2 separate regions of the Mus musculus genome follow, and region 1 is linked to region 2. Evidence: chromatin loops called from intact Hi-C (ENCODE). Cell type or tissue: heart. All regions are shown on one strand. Each heading gives the region's core, and the rest is flanking DNA. Links, peaks and the distances in the headings are about the cores only.

The links. Peaks named below come from ENCODE experiments on the same cell type or tissue, not always from the same donor. Only the 100,000 strongest peaks of a DNase experiment are listed, where the experiment ranks them.
Region 1: it touches region 2 in a loop (2.5-fold over the local background); 8 of 42 quality-filtered maps call a loop at or near these places.

The regions. Positions count from the first base shown.
Region 1 is chr6:84,192,781-84,201,110 of GRCm38, reverse strand. It overlaps Dysf (dysferlin), which reads right to left. Exons shown (of 55, transcript NM_021469.3): 47 at 8,076-8,215; 48 at 6,704-6,792; 49 at 6,351-6,446; 50 at 5,792-5,933; 51 at 1,264-1,363. Among named protein-coding and RNA genes, the nearest start is that of Dysf, 180 kb to the right of the region's middle. In heart, for the core only: no CTCF peak of the experiment used is centred there; no DNase peak of the experiment used is centred there; H3K27ac peaks cover 414 bases.
Region 2 is chr6:84,091,965-84,100,294 of GRCm38, reverse strand. Dysf (dysferlin) reads right to left here. Exons shown (of 55, transcript NM_021469.3): 18 at 2,472-2,587; 19 at 2,029-2,142; 20 at 702-879; 21 at 17-141. Among named protein-coding and RNA genes, the nearest start is that of Dysf, 77 kb to the right of the region's middle. In heart, for the core only: CTCF peaks have their summits at 4,229 (motif pointing left), 5,094 and 6,647 (motif pointing left); no DNase peak of the experiment used is centred there; H3K27ac peaks cover 286 bases.

The DNA of each region.
Region 1 (8,330 bases), core at 70-8,069, 100 kb before region 2:
TGAGCACGTTTAAATCTAGAGTCAAGAGTTGTGCAACCACAGACCTCCCCCTAATTCCAGAACATTTTTCATATCTGGAAAGAAACCTATCTTTCTGTCTATTAGACTCCTTCCCCATGTATCCCATTAATCTACTCTTCCCTGTTTTGGATATGTGTGTGAGTGAGTGTGTGAGTGAGTGTGTGTGTGTGTGTGTGTGTGTGTGTGTGTGTGTGTGTGTGTGTGTGTGTCCCTGTAGAGGCCAGAAATCAACCTCGGAATTGTTCCTCAGGTGCTGATCATCTTTTTCTCTTTGAGACAAAGTCTCTCACTGGCCTGGAGCTGGCCATGTAGGCTAGGCTGACTGATTAATGAGCATCAAGATTCCTGTCTCTAGCTCCCCAGCTCTGTGACCACAAGTAAATGCCACCACATCTGGCTATTGTTTTGGATGTTGGTTTGGTTTGGTTTGGTTTGACTTGGTTTGGTTTGGTTTGGTTTGATTTGGTTTGGTTTGGTTTGGTTTTAAACTTAAGTTTTAGGCTTGAAGCCCGGTGCTCAGGCTTACACGATAAGCTCTTTCCTCATAGAGCCACCTCTCCAGCCTTCGTCCCCTCTTTGGATCCCACAGATGTGGACTTGTGTGGTACTTGTCTTTTCATTGCTGGCTTCTGTCACTTAGCATGTTTTCAAGGTCCACCAGACGGAGTCAGGAGAAGCACCTCTTTTCTTTGTGTGTATGAACAATATCCCATGTATGGACAGACCATGTTTCAGCACTAGTTTTCCTACCTCTTACTAAGGGTAAGACTGTTAATAACCTGCTTCTCCCTCAGCACTCCCTGATACCCACATACAATATCCTCCTTGTCTTCACTCCTACCCATCAGCCCAGCTCCCCATGACCCAGTCTGGCTTCTTAGACTGAGTTCTGTTCATTAGGACCGTCCCTGGGGCACAAGGATAAGACATGACCTGATCCCCACAATTTTTGGACTCTGTATTGCTAGATTGTTATGATCTGGGACCTTTGGGACCTCCCTGTTAGAAATGAGGCCAGGCAGCTGTGAGGGCCAGCACAGCCCTGCCCTGGCTTCTGCCCTTGTCCCCATTCTTCTTGAGTCCCACTCTTTGACATGGCTCAAGGATCACCTCTGCTGAAGACCTGCTCCAGGAGGACCACCCTGGTCTCTGACATTGTTGTGTCACATGCTTCACTTATGCTGAGGACCCAGCAACCCAGAGCTTCTCCTGGAAGCTCAGAGTGATAGACACGAGGCTTACCCAGAAAGTCATCAAAAGAGAATTTGTCATTGTCCCAGATCTGGAAGACCACACGTGCTGGGATCTTGCTCTCTGTCTTGTCGAGTCTCCAGAAGGCATCCTGACCCACAGGAAGATCACAGAAACAAGGTTAGAAAGGTTTGTCCGAGGCTGCAAACAGTGAAGGCCCTCTAGCCTCGAAGACTACAAGGCAGAGACTGTGGAGCAGTGTATCGTTAAGGGTCATACCCAGGCCAGGTCCTATCAGGAAGACTAGAAAGCGCTCAGCACTGTTCAGGGGTGTGATGGCTGATTTTAATGGCAACTTGCCACAACTTAGAAAGCCTCCTTTGAGGAACTACTGTCTATATGAGGCTATGGGTATGTCTGTTGAGGACTATCTTTAATTGTTCATTAATATAGAAAGGACCCAGCTCATTGTGGGTGGCACCATTTCCTAGGCTAGGTCCTGAACTGTCTGTCTTCCAACAACCTAAGAAGGAGAGGCAAACTTTCAGCTGAGAAACCAAAGTACGCAGAGTGTCCAAGGGTACAGAATACAGAGTGACAAGCAGGGATTCAAACCCAGACAGTTAGGTTCCAGGGTCCTGTTCTTAGTTCTAAAATGGGCTTTGCACATGTGGCCTCTGGGACATGTGGGCTGGCAGAGATCATCAGGGTGCAACTCCTGCTGTCACTGGAGGGGAACAAGGCATGCTGCAATAAAAAGCTGGCACTGAGGTGGGTCCACAGGTCTTCCTTCCCACTTCTCTAGCCCATCTCCATCTCCAGAGCCTGCAAAGAAGTTTTTCTCTCCTGCTGGAGAGGAGGGCAGTGCTCTTCATGGCGTGTCTCCCATAGCCCACAGGTCAGACCCTTCTGGAACCAGGCTATCTTGGAGGTGTGGGGGTGAGTTTTCCCATGGATTTAACCACTCACAGCTTGAAGAAAAATCACTGGACTTCTCTGTTCACTGTGGCTCTATCTGAGCAGGTAGCATGTATAGGAAATACTTTGTGGGGCCAACCTGAGCCCTGGATCCATATCTTCTAGTACAAGCTGTGGGATGAGAGCTGGGTACCCCAATTAACCACAGAAGTGTGTGGCCCCGATGTCATAGAGATGGTTGATCTTCATTGACACTATTTAGAATAACCTAGGAGACACACCTAGAAGGGTGTCTGTGAGGGTGTTGCCGGCAAGGCTTAACAGAGGGAAAACCCACCCTCATTACAGGAGACATTATCCCATGGGCTGGGTCCCCAGAATGAATATATAGGGAGAAAGCAGAAGAATAGCTAAGTACTGGCATTCGCCCACTCCCTGCTTCCTGTTCTGTGGGGATATTAGTGGTCACCTCACATTCCCCACGTGACTATGGAATTCCAGCCACGTGCCTTTCCATCATGGTAGACTGTCTCTCTTTAAACCAGGAGCCAAAAGAAACCTTTCATCCCTGCCATTTCTATCTGGTACTGAATCATAGCAGCAACAAATCTGCCATGAACACCCTGGCCACCACAGTTACAAACACCTCACTATGCTTCCTAAGGAGAGACCATGGCCACTGTCCTCAAAGAATGGCCATCATGCACAGTCCCATAGCCTAGGCTTCAGCCGCCTGCATGGAAGGAAAGCAGACCAAGGCTGGCCCCAGCCACCCTGCTCTGTTGCTCAGCTGCCTGGCCCAGCCTCCTGCAGGTGCCTGCTTCCTCTAACCAGCTTTTACAGCCAGCTCCAGGCTGCCTGCAGGGCCGCCAGCAGCCTCCATTCCTCAGCAGGCTGGTTTACTGGCTTAGTAATGAGCCTGAGGTTCAAACGGCCCCTGGTGGGAGCAGCTGGTCAGGGGCTCAGCCTGGGGAATGAGCCCCCCAGGTCCCAGGCGCTCATTACACTCCTGGCCTGGGCCCTTTTACTAGCTGTTTATTTGCAGGGTGGGGGCCTGCCTGCATGGCAGGCCCCAGTGGGTGTGCTGGGCTCCAGGTGGGGAAGAAGGCTGAACAACCAGCGGTGGTTCAAAAAAGGGGGGATGAAAGGAGACCTTGTACTTTACGACAGTCTCGTCTGGTTAATGGGGTCCCTGGAGGGCCTCCCTGCCTGCCAGGAGCCCCAAACTTCATGGTAGAGGGCTGCTTCTGCAGCAGAGCCTGGGAGCCCACAGACCTTGCAGCCCCTGCCCTCAACTACCCCATCCTGCCCTTCAGACCAGCTAATCAGTGCCCTACTATGGGCAAGCTCCACCTGCCTCTCAGGACCTACCCCTAGAAGTACCTACTAGCCCTGCTGTCCTTAGGGCTGTTTCTGCTTGATCCCACCCTCCTGCCTCCTGTCTCCAGCTATCCTTTGCATGGGGATTTCTTCTCTTCCTCCCCAAATGTGTGTCTCCTCACTCCTCTGCACCCTACACACCCTTTGTAGGTTCTCCCTTCTTCCGCCAGACCAGCCACTCTCTTTCTCTGTAACCTCAACAAGTCATTCTATTTGAACTCCACCCTGACCCCAACACAAGTCACCCAGCTTCCCTTTCTTACCATGGGTGCCAGAGCAGTGCTGCCCCAGTGCTAAACAGCACCTGCAACTGGGCCCACAGAACTGCCAGGTGAAAATTCTCAGCTACCAACTTGCATTCTCTCACCCCACCCCTCCTCCACTCCCTCTGTATGTGCCACATGTGTGTGCATGGGTGTGTGTGTATGGGTGTGTGTGCATGGGCATGTGTGCATGTGTGTGCATGGGTATCTGTGTGTGGGCATGTGTGCGTGGGTATGTGTGCATGTGTGTGCATGAGCATGTGTGCATGGGTGTGTGTGGATGGGTGTGTGTGGATGGGCATGTGTGCATGTGTGTGCATGGGTATCTATGTGTGGGCATGTGTGCATGGGTGCGTGTGTATGGGTGTGTGTGCATGGGCGTGTGTGCATGGGTGCGTGTGTATGGGTGTGTGTGCATGGGCATGTGTGCATGGGTGCGTGTGCATGGGCGTGTGTGCATGGGTGCGTGTGTATGGGTGTGTGTGCATGGGCATGTGTGCATGTGTGCATGTGTGCTCATCTCTCATCATCATTACAGCTCCTCCCCATTCTCCCATCCACCTCAAATCACTTGTCATAGTGCTAAATTCTCTTCTTCCTTCACCCAAGGAAACAGGAAGTCCCTGCACCAGACAAGCCTGGCCACATCCTCCATTGTGGTAAAAATGCTGAAGCCCCTCCCGTTCAAGCAACCAATGTGCATCTCTGCCTCAATTTCCCTACCCAGGCCTACTCTCTTTAGAGGGCTCACTGAAGCCTGAAGATGATGCTTTGCCCTAGCCTCACCATCCCTGTCCTCGGCTAAAGGAGAGGTACTTCTGCATTTGATGCGGGCTCTCAGGCACAGTATCTGCTATCAGGGAAATAGGCTTATAATAGACAAATCTGAAGGAAGGGCAAAATCAAAACTTACAGAGAGCCTGGGCACTGCACTTTCAACGTTGACTACACTCAACATTGCCACTAAATTTGGCTTTCTTTTCTGGTGGACCCTACTGCCATCTCTGGGTAGAAGAATCTACCCTTTAACCCTAACAAATTTATATTTTTCTCTTTGACGGTTCCTGGGTGTTTGGTGGAACACTCTGGTTTCTCTGAGGTTTGGATGAGTCTGTGTGTTGGACTAGGGAGGCTCAGAGGTGAGATGAAGAGAATTCGGAGGGCAAGGAAGTCAAGAGCACTCTGACTTCCCTTCAAGGTAAAGCCACACTACAGCCTACAGAAAGGTGTCACTGAGACTGTGACACTGGACACCTGAGCTCCCTCTGGGTAGAAATCAAACCAATAGGACCTAAGCACATGCAGGCATGTACTCGGAGAAGAGGACACTTCTGGGTAGCCATTAGTGTCAGGAAGGAGGAAGAACATTGAAAGCATCGTTGGGCCTTCCTGGAACCAGCATAGCTGGAGACCCACACTGCCCCATACCCATGTATTGTGCTCTACTGACTTACGAGGGTAACCAGGTATGGGGAGGATGCTGCTACCCTTAGACTTAGACCCTTTCGAGACTACAGAGGCTAACACTCAGCTGAGACCTAAACTTGGATCTGCTAAGAGTCCAAGGCCCACCTCCTCACCCAGACCCAGGCCAGGCCTGCCCTCAGGAGTACACAGCTGGCTCCACCCCCTGCCTCTGTGATGACCATGATGGGTCTCCAGACTCTTCTGCCTCAGACTCTAGGTCCTTCCATGCTGCTGGGTGTGGGGGTGGTGGTAGTGGTGGTAATATAGGCAGTGGTAGGAGGTCCTGAACTTGGCTAAGTGGTTGGTGTGTGCTGTGTAGCTATGGATCATCCTGGAAGGTAGAGACACTGGCCACAGTAATACTAGCAGAAAAGGAAAGAGAAGTAGGGTACATAGATGGTGGTGATGCCCCTGTGGGTGACAGAGACAGAGGTCACAGCTGCAGGAGTAGAGAGAGAATGTCATAGTGTCAGCTGTAATGCTAAAGGTGAGGATCACATTAGGAATGTGAAGCACCCAGAGTCTGGTGCCCCAGGCCAAGGGCCACTCACCTTCTTGGCAACAGCACAGACTTGCTCAGCAGGCAGATAGTCGAAGGGAAACACGAACCTCCAGTTGAAATTGCCCTCCCCACCCAGGGAGCGGTAGTGCACATCTGTCTTCTGCTTGTGTTCTTCGAATCCCACCATCCAGCTGGCCACACATGGAAGAGGACAGTCCTCATTGGTTCAAAGGCCCCATACAACAGAACATTTCCCACATGCACTGCCAGATGCTCAACCTCTACTTAGACCAGTGAAGAGTTGTGGAGGTGAAGGAACTTGGTAAGGGAAGACCCAGGTGATCTCCACAGCACCCACTATATACCACAGAGTGGGGTGATGCCTCAGTGGTCCCCAAGAGCATCCTCAGCCCTTGCCATTGTAGCTCAAAGAAAATTTGAGGGAAATGATTCCCCAAAGGTGCAGACTCGGTTGGGAGACCCTCCTTGGAAGGGTGCCTTCTCCACCTCCACGCCACAGCTCTGCCTGAGAGAGCATCTGTCCCCCGACCTCTGGGAGCTGGGGAGGTGTCATGAGCTGGTCCAGGTGGAAAACAATGACTGCCTACCCTTTCACATAGATGTCACTCATCTTCTCCCCCGTGAGACTGAGGTCATCCAAGATCACATCTTTTGTGTTCCAAATAATACAACGCAGAAAAAACCTGGCAAAGGAAAATGGCTTATATCTGCACAGATATTCCAGGAAAGGATATGTTGTCCCCAGCTGATAGGCCAACTCACCCAAGGAGTTCTTCTGCCTGCTTGGCTGGACAGTTATCCAGACCCAAACAAGCTGTGTTCCAAGATCTCAGTGGCCCCAAATCTGTCCGACAGGCACGCTTCTTCCCACTCTCCCACAGCTGCTCTAGCCCTCTTGCCATGGGCCCAGCTAGAGCCTGTGGACAAGCCTGTTCATTACCTTCTAGCTTTCCGTGGGGTGATGTTGAAGGGAGGTCCAGGCCGGCCCAGCACCTTTGGAAATATGTCAATCCACATCTGTAGCTTCCCCTGTAAAGACACAAGCAGTTCATTCACATTCTACACATACACACACACACACACACACACACACACACCTCATTCCATCCATAGTTTCTATACACCTGCCTAGAGTATACACTTGGGGCCCAGGCCAAAGGAAATGAAACTCAGGCCTGCCTGCTTGCCTACTAGAAAGAGACTCGGCACTCAGCAATAAAAGGGAGCCTAGACAGGCTGATGTAGGACCCACTATGGAGGAAAGATCACTACCCACCAGACACAGGCTGCTCAGAGACAGTGATGTGTTGGCTGAGGTTCAGCATGCAGAGAATGGTATGTGCAATGCCACAGAGGGCCAGGGAGCCAGGGTTTAATTATAAGGACTCGGGTCTCTATGACAGAAGTCACTTTCCCTGCCCCCTGGCCTCTACAAACATAGGATATTTCTCTCTCTCTTTCTCTCTCTCTCTCTCTCTCTCTCTCTCTCTCTCTCAAAATGTGAGAACAAAAGTACTTCCATTCAATAATATCCATATGATCATGAGGCTAGAAGACAAGAAGGTTTAACCTGAGCTGCTCTGTGGGGCTGGAAGCCAACCTAAGAAAGTGCCTACCTCTCTCAAAGGCACCCTCAGAGCTTCCCCTGACTTTTCTCCCCTCTCCCCATCCCACGCTGAGCCTGCTTCCTCAACCAGCCTGGCTTGGCTGCCAGTCTTTTTTTTTTTTTTTTTTTTTTTTTTTGGTTTTTCGAGACAGGGTTTCTCTGTATAGCCCTGGCTGTCCTGGAACTCACTCTATAGACCAGGCTGGCCTCGAACTCAGAAATCCACCTGCCTCTGCCTCCTGAGTGCTGGGATTAAAGGCATGTGCCACCACACCCAGCTGACTGCCAGTCTTAAACTTACTGTCTGTGTTCACCTATCTTCCGAAAGGGAAGCTCGCAGTCCTTCTAATCACTCTCTCTGTGGGCCTCGACCATTCCAGAGTTCCTGGATCTAGTCTGACCCCTCAACTGGAGCTCAGTATAGGATGACCTTCTGGGACTAAACCAGTAATGATGGCAGAGACAGAGGACACCCTTAGGTCAGGTTGAAATGGAAAGACTTCAGATGCCCAGGCAAGTCATGTGCCTAAAACAAGAACAGTCATTGTCTCCCTGGCAGTAAGGGCTAGGCCCCAAGAGCCCATGTAGACCACTCTATAAAGACAGGAGCCATGGGGGAGGGGCAACCATGGAGGAGGTGACTGCTCTAGCTATCCTTAGGACTCTGGGGTCTGACAACTCTACAGCCCAGGGGGCAAGGGCTTACCTGCTCGATATCTGGCTGCAGAGGACTATAAAGAGGCCGTGACTCCACATGCTCAGGAACCAAGCCTTGTTGCTGAAGGACATGCAGGGCTAAGCGTTCCTCCACTGGGCCCAGGTGTGGGTTTGGGAGTCTGCCAGCCTCTGCCCCAGGGGGGAAAAAAGGGGATGAGAATGTGAGAGACAAGACACACCAGGGCTGCCTTCCTCTGAAGGTTACCTAGAACTCTTGAGAGCATCAGGGAGTCCCTCATCACCA
Region 2 (8,330 bases), core at 184-8,183:
ACAGGATCCCACTCACCAGGCGGTCAGCGACCCTGAGGAGCTGGTTTTGGATCTCAATTCGATGGCTGATGTCTTCCCAGTATGAGGACAGCACCACCACGGGCTTCACGTTGCCCCAAGGCAAGTAATAGTAGTGGCATCCTACAGGGAGAGGGAGGGACCTGAGCACTGCAGGCCCAGGGCTGTGAAACGCCATTCTGCAGAGCACAGAGCTCAGGTCACAGAGCTTTCAGAGCTGGCCCTGCTTGAGACAGGACTCAAGATAGGAGAGAGGACCAGCTCTGCTTTCTCCTTTAATGCTTGTGCTGTGGCCGGTAGTTCCCAGGATCCAAGCACGGTGCCTGAGCACACCTGGGGGACGGAGTGGGTGGGACCGAGTGCTCTGACTCTCACATCAAAACAAGAGGGCTGATAGAAGGTCTCTGGAAGACCCAAGCTCACATCGGTCAAGGTCTCCAAGCCAAGCCCCCAGGCCCCATGTGATGACGGCAATAGCTCAGGACCAGGGCAACCACAGAACCGTGGTGATCAAGCCTGCAGGGATTCAAACTGTGGGTGCAGTGCCCCTGCCCCCAAGAGGGGTATGAGGGACAACACAAGAATTACAGGAGAGGAACACACCGCTAGGTTTGCTGTGGTTTCCACAGGAGGCAAGGATTGGCATTTGCCCTATGACCCACGTCCCCTCCAGCCTCACCCACCATCAAAGACCGCCCGGCTGTACTGGGTGGTGGAGGCCAAGGGCAGGCAGGTGGTGTCGAACTTGTTCCCGTAGTTCCCAATGCTGACCTCGAACTGGATGGCGTCATCCACATCCTGCAGCATTGTGGCTGAGTAGAAGGCAGCAAAGAGGGAATATTTGCGCCTCCGCAGGTACTTCTGCAGGCAGAGTGAGCAGGCCAGAGATCACAGGGGGAGACAAACAAGACCTGCCCCACCCCCACCCCCAGCATGGATCCCATAGACGGCAGGACTCAGAAACTCCTTCTGGCTGGGCAGAAAGTGACAGATGGTCCAAAGGTGCAGCCTCCAAACTTGGTTACTGAATGAACAAACCCTTTCCAGGTCTGTGCACGTTTGCTCATGTTTCCTAATACAATCTGCTCCTCCAAGGTCAGGTGGCCGCTCCTTAATCCAAACCAGCATTAGTGGCACCACCATGTCCACAGAGCAGGGTCTCCTGCAGTGTCCCTCAGGGCATCCTACACCTCATCTGCCCCTTAAAGGGGCTGAAAACTCTCAGTGATCATGCCCTGCCCACACACACACACATGCACACACATCAGGCAGCCCTGCAGTCTGCACAGGCAGCCTCAGTCATATGCTCATAACGTATAGCTCACATTGGCCATTCCAAGCCCAAGGCACAGGGCAGAGACAGTTTAAAACACTCATGTGTCTTGACATGAAACAACACAATTTTATTATAGTCACCTCTTTGGAAAGCTGGGGGAAAGGAAATGGATCAGATAAGTTTTGGACCATGTGAACTGTAATGATAGATAACACTTATTGAGTGCCTACTGTGTGTGTGTGTATATATCATCTCATCTTATCATCCTAAGGTAAATGTGACTACAGACAGGGAAAGTGAAGTATCTGGCAGATGGGAGGGCCAGCATGGACTCCTGAGGTAGCTAACCACAGTGTCCTGAAGACCATGCGTGGCTCTGATCTTTCTGGGACCTCAGAGTCTTCAAGTATAAAAAGGGCTAACAACAGCCACACTGCAGCATGCTGGATTTGAAGACATCAGTGGCAAATGGTGTCCACTGACCTCATCATGAGCTGTATCAAGTTCTGAGTTCCAGTAATACTTTCATCTCTCTCCCTTAAGCCTCAAAGCATCCCTGGGGGTGAGGATGGGGACGGAATATCACACTATTCTCCCCTTATCCCTGAGACACAGGGGCCTGAGAAGTGCCCTTACAGTGAATGCAGGTCAGAACTGAAGAAGGCCCTGTACCACGGTACTTAGCCACCTTGTTCCTGTTCCCAAGCCAGCTCTGTCCCAGAGCACACCCTCACCTCCACACGCAGGATATCATCAGCAGGAAGGTCTTCCACCTTCTGCTCACTGTGTTCCACCAGTTTGGTCTCCAGGGACAACAGAACCCTGCCTCGATAAGCCACACCTTCTCCCTGCAAGAGAAAGTCACAGTCACGAGCAAAGGGGTAAGGGAGCAGGAAAACACAACGCATGACAGCATACTATAGTTCACCCCTATAGATGGGGATAAACCAATCAATCCTCGGGCCCTGTCCAAGGGCATGAAGGCTGAGGGGGATGGGCCTGGGTGTCCGGGAATGAAGGCAGTGAGCAGGTCCAATTGGCCCGGAGAAAGAAGCCCAAACAGAAGGAGGTGCACTGAGGGTTTGTTCAGGCCTCGTGAGGCCAGTGGCATATCATCTGGGCCCACACAGTGCCAGGCTGGGCTGAGGACCCTTAGAGGCTGTGCTTGGCTGCTCACCTTTCCTGTGTTGAGCTCTGCATAAGGATCTGGGAAGCCCGTGAACTCTCGGGGACTGCCATAGAGGTTCACATAGCAGGGCCCAAAAGTGGGGAGGAAGCCCAGGTTGTCGTCCACTGGAAGATACAAGAAGGTATCAGAGAAGTGGCCCTGTGGATCCTTTTAGGGTTCAGCTGATCCACCTTCAGATGGGGGTCCCATCTCTAGCCCTCAGTTTCCCCCCATATGCACCATAAGTGGCCCCTGAACATGTATAACTAATACTACACTAGTAATGACTATTATCAACTCCCTATAATCTGTCCCTTGGGTCCTTGATCTGCCGAAATGAGACTATTCCTACTATCTCATTAGTCCTATTTGACAGATGAGGAAACTGAGTCTCAGAGATGTGACTGAGCACAGGATAGCAAAGATGCAGCACACTCAGCTGGCCACACACAAGCTGCGGCTCAGACCATGGGGGAGGGGGGACAGAGGTGGGTTCAGAGCCAGGTGACCAGAGAAGCCATGTCCCAGAGAAGATGGAAAATGGAGAGATTATTATCACCCCCTCTATGACACATGTTCTCTTGACAATGCCACAGCTGCCCTTCCTGGGACAGGACCTCACAGGCTACCCTCTGACCCTGCAAAGGCAGGACATTCAGGATGCTCAAGGCAGAGCCATCACCAGGACCATCCGTAGTGTCTCCGTCCACACAAGGCTAAGCCAGGGCAAGCACGGAGAAAACAGCCTCCACACAGAGCTGAGACATGAGGCTGTCCACCCTAAGCCATGCTGCTGAGGCAGTGCAGGGGCCTGGGGGAGGCAGGGGCAGCCAGAGCTACCCTGCCTATCATTGTTCCACATACTTCCTCCTCCAGACCCCAGTGCAGACAGGGCTTGGCTTTGCAAAGCAAAGGGGGAAGCTTGGAATGATCAGCCGCAGGGGACTGCTACCAACTGCTTGTCAGTCATCACGATCATGATTTATCTCATGAATTATGCTTCAAGCGCTTCTCATTCCCCTGGCCACCTCCAGATCCCCAAGATGCCTCACAATCCCCCTGGCCTACTCTGACCCCCATGTTGGAAGCATGGTTGATGCAACAAGCTTAGGGAGGGTCTGGGAGATGTAAAGGAAACTGGCCTTAAAGCATCCCACGTAATTCATATCAGTTACCCAGTGGCTGCGACTTGCCAGCGGTCAACTCAGAGACCTGACTGTGACTCAGTCCCCTTCATGCAAGTCAGAAAATTCCCCTCCAGCAAAAACCCCAATGTCCCATCCCCTCGTGGATCCCTAGGTGACAGCAACGTACGGTCAGTGGCTTGTGGACTCTTGAGTACACCTGCAGGCTCCTCTGAAGCATAAAGAAATGGAAGAGGAGTTAGGATGGGTGTGGCTGGGTGGAGAATGGTTACATGAACAGGAGTCTGGATGGAGAGCTGGGGGACGGGCTCTGTGAATGTACAACAAAGGAAAGCACACACCCTGCCCCCCCCCAACTCCAACCAGGCAGCCCTCCGCACCTCTGTGACCTGAACCTCCATCCAATATACTCAAGAAACAACGCACAGGAGAAAACGTGCTTTTTCTTCATTATATACAGGTAGATTAGGAGGAATGGTGCAGAGAAAGAAACGTGAAAAGGGAAACGCTAAAGAGCCATTGTGGACAAGAGAATACCCTGGGCTCCAAACCCAAGCATGAAACTGACACTTGGGCCCAGCACACTGAGCCAAGGCCATTTAAGGCACAACATCTCCACCTAGTGGTTATTTCTAGTATTGCCACAGACAGCAACATATTATTTTCTCAACGTGAACCGCCTGGGTCTGGCTCCTACCACCAGCCACTTCAGGTGAAGATAAGAGACAAATGATAGCATATGCACAGGAGCATGTCCATGCACAGCCATTAAAATAAATGTAATAAGAATATTCTAACCGTTTTATATTCCCACAGATTCATGACAGTTGCTAGGAACTGCCAGAGGATATCCAACGAACAGTCACATGTAGCCGATAATGGCCTGTCATGCTCCAGTGTCACTCAAAATAAGTATGTGTACTCTCTTATAACTCTCAGGATGTGGCTTGGACATCTTGGATTTAATGTGTCCTAGGACAATTCTTCATCCATTGTGGCCCAGAGAACCCAGGTTGGACGGCTCTGGAAGGCTCACAGAAAGGAGTGTAAAGCACAAATATATGGTGGTCTAGAGGTAAAAGCAGGGATGGAGAACTGAAGCCAGAGACCTAAAGAGGGCAAGGTCCTGAGCTGGCCTTCTGATTTCTGCAGCCAGGTCTCGGCCCCCAAGGTTAGTGGCAAGAATCAGTGTGGCAGAGTGTGTATCTTGTGAAGATTTTCTTATCTACAGGAACTGAGCTGGGCCCTGGCATAGGAGAGTTCTCAGCCTGGAAGAGTGACATACACAGGCACAGCTGTGGTCCCCAGAGTCTACTTTAATCTCATCCCAAATGATGCTTTAGCGGGAGGAGCCTGTTATCTTGGACTAATGAAAGCAGAGTCAGAGATGGGACCCCTGTGTTCTTGCTAGAGACTGGCTTTTATCCTGGTAGCCAGTCAGTGATAGTTATCTACCAGTCCCACCGGCAAGCTAGCCACCTACTGGTGGTGGCTGGAACTGCACAGGCCTCCTTGTTCGTTTGTAGATTTAGGAGCCATAAGCAGATAGGACTGTGGGCATTGGCTCAGCCTTGCTGACGTCTTGGGCCAGTGCTTCCCAACTTGAGAACAGGTCACAGGTCTCCGATGTTGAGGTTCACCCCAGGTTCTCGCCCCTGTGTCTGCAGACAGCTCATAAAGTCAAGGGCGGGAGAGCAAAGAAGCCACCAACACAAAGCCGCTATTTAGTCCTGGTCGTCTTTCTGCCAAAACACAAGTGTTTCGCTGTGTTTTCCCTGAGCCTGGAGAGTTGGGTCCAAGGAAGCCCCAAGTCCCAAATGAACACGCCTAGCTTTTTACTGTGAGAGTGAAGCCCAGTTTCCTCACCTGGAAGAACTGGAAGGGACAGAACAGGCTGCCAGCCACAAGTCACAGCTCAGCAGGCGGTCCCTGGGGACACGCGTGTACCCTGGAGAAGCCAAGCCATTGCCTTCAGTCAGTCTTGCCAGCTCCCAAGGCTCGGCAGAGCCCCAAGCCCACGGCTTTGGCTGCCTGACACCCGCCTGGTCCAGGCAAGAGGGAAAAGGGGAGACTACTGGGAAATTCACTGTCATCCAAAATCCAAAGACAACTTTGGTTTTCCCAGTGCCGTTCTGGAGCACACTGTCCATAGGGGTGGCGGCGTCAAAGATGCCTGCAAGTATCACAGGTCCCGTGAGCTTACTGCCTTTCAAAAGAATAGCCACATCTAAGAGGGCATACTCCTTTAAAAATAATAATAATAATAATAACAACAAAGTCTTCCCTTCATACGTTGGTGCACAGGGTCCAAAGAGTACTTCAAACTTCAGGCTAGGCAAACTGCGGGCAGAAGTGCTTAAGAGGTTCGTGTTAGGTCTTGTCCTTACTGGGGACAAAAACAAGATCACAAAAACAAAACTCCAGGCTGAATCAAATCATCAGGGAGCTCAAGGCAGAAAGAAGCGGGTTTGATTGGTTGGTTTGCTGCTGTTGCTGTTGTTGTCATCGTCATTGTTTTGAGATACAGTCTCAATGAGTTAGCCCCGTGGGTCTTTTACTCACTATGTAGCCAGGATGGCCTCACACTCCTGATCCCTTTGCCTCCCCCATGCAAGTGCTGGGCTACCATATGGTGCTGGAAGTGGAACCCAGGGCTCCTGCACGCTGGGCAAGCACTCTACCAACATACAGTACAGTTTGTGTTGTGTTTTGGGAGAAACAAGAAAACAAGGCAGTGTACTTTCCAGGCTAGGGAAAGAAATGTAGCCATAGGCAAAGGAAGTGACAACCTTCAGGCCAGACAGCTGCGTCCACCTGAGAAAGGGACCCATCTCTACAGGAAGGGCCCTCAGAGAACCCGGGAAGTCCCAAAGAATAACCAAATTTGATCAATAAATTTAGCTCTGTTGTCATATTGATCTGGCTACTTTGCTGCACATTCCAGAAGTCATCAGCTGGTTACAAGAACAAGCTGTGGTCCAGCCCTTGACGCCATCCCTGAGCACACTGGGTTGCTCGTGACTTGAGTGCCATCTAGTGACCATGGAGACAACTTTCTCACCTCATTAAAACCAGGGTGATGAGAGGCTGACTCTATGGCACAGTGGTGGGTGCTTAGCAAGCATGCCGAGGCCCTAAATTTATTTCCCAGTATAATAATTAAGTGAATAAATAAATAAATTATACAATAAAAAAAGAAGTATCTATGTAACAAAAAGAATACATCAAAAATAAACGATGATGTGGCTGGGGGAAAGCCTAAACTCTCATCAGATGGCCGAACACAGAAGCACGGCTGTATCATATCAGAAACTTCCCCCAAAAAACACTCAAAATGCCATATTGTGCCTTGACTGTCATTCGTTCCTGTATTCAGAGACAGAGACAGTACCCAGTCTGAAAACTGAAGCAGACTGTGACATGCGGGTTAGTCAGAACTGCCTCATTTTGACCCACATGAACGCTGTCCCCAACCTCACGCTGCTACGTGTACGTGCAAAGCACCAGTTCACCAAACCCTCTGAGCAGCTCATTGTGTAGACGGGGTACACTCTGGGACAGAGTCCTCACACCTGGGAGGGATACCTTCCAGAAGCATGTCCGTATGTGTTGGATTGTTCAAAGTCCAGATCAATGCTAGGTGCTGAGAGGAGAGTACCGAGATCACTGGATAAGACTCAACCTTGGTGTGTATTTGAGATTTTCTGTAACTAGCCTTTGGGACTGAGGGTATAACTCAGCTGGTAGAGTACCTGCCTAGCATGCATGAAACCCTGTGTTCAATTTCCCATACTACATAAATCAGGCATGGTGGCATATGCCTGTAATCTCAGCACTTGGGGGAGGGGAGAGGGAGGATCAGAAATAAAAGGTCATTCTAGGCTTGATCTCACACAGTAAAATCAAGGCCAGTTTGAGATCACAAGAGACCCTACCTTAAAATACACCAAGAGTGCAGTATATACCTTTAATCCAGGCACTTGAGCCAGAGGCAGACAGAGCTCTATGAGTTCAAGGCCAAACTAGCTTCCTTCCAACCTCTGTACACCAGACACCGGAAATGCTGCAAGCTCTAGGCCAGTCAAGGCTACGTAGTGTGACTCCATCTCAAAAAAAAATTTTTTTTATTTTGAAAAATGTTTCGGAGGAGTTAAAAAGAGGGGATGAGAGACAACTCATGAACCAGCAAATCTGCGGAGGGGCAGAGGGCAGGGACGCCCCGCCCTGCCTGTGCAAACACCTCTACAGAGCTTGCCTCAATAGAAAGTGCATGGCATTGAGAGAGGGAGGGGACTATCAAGCAGGCTATGCTAAGCTCGAAAGCCTCCATCTTAGAGGGGGACACATTTTCGTAAGGCTCAGGAGAACCTCCATCTGAATGCTACAAGAAACAGTTTGTGGAGTTCTCAAGTTCAGGCAAGGTTAGGGATAACTTCTGTGGGGAGATGGACCAGAGCAAAGAGGACCAGAATTGATGCAGGAAAAACAAAACAAAAAAAAAAGATCAGTGGATAATGCTGAAGGTGAAGTGCATGAATACCCGCTGCCTCTGACCACTGAATCTCAGACACCAGCGGGGCTGGGATAATCCACTGGGTCCCTAAGAGAAAGATGATGAGAAGCCCCACTTTGTAGAGAGGAGATTGAGTGTCTCCCCTGAGTAGAAAGAACTTGAGCCCCAACAGGCTGCAGAGCCAGGGTTCTCAAGGCTACCCCATCCTGC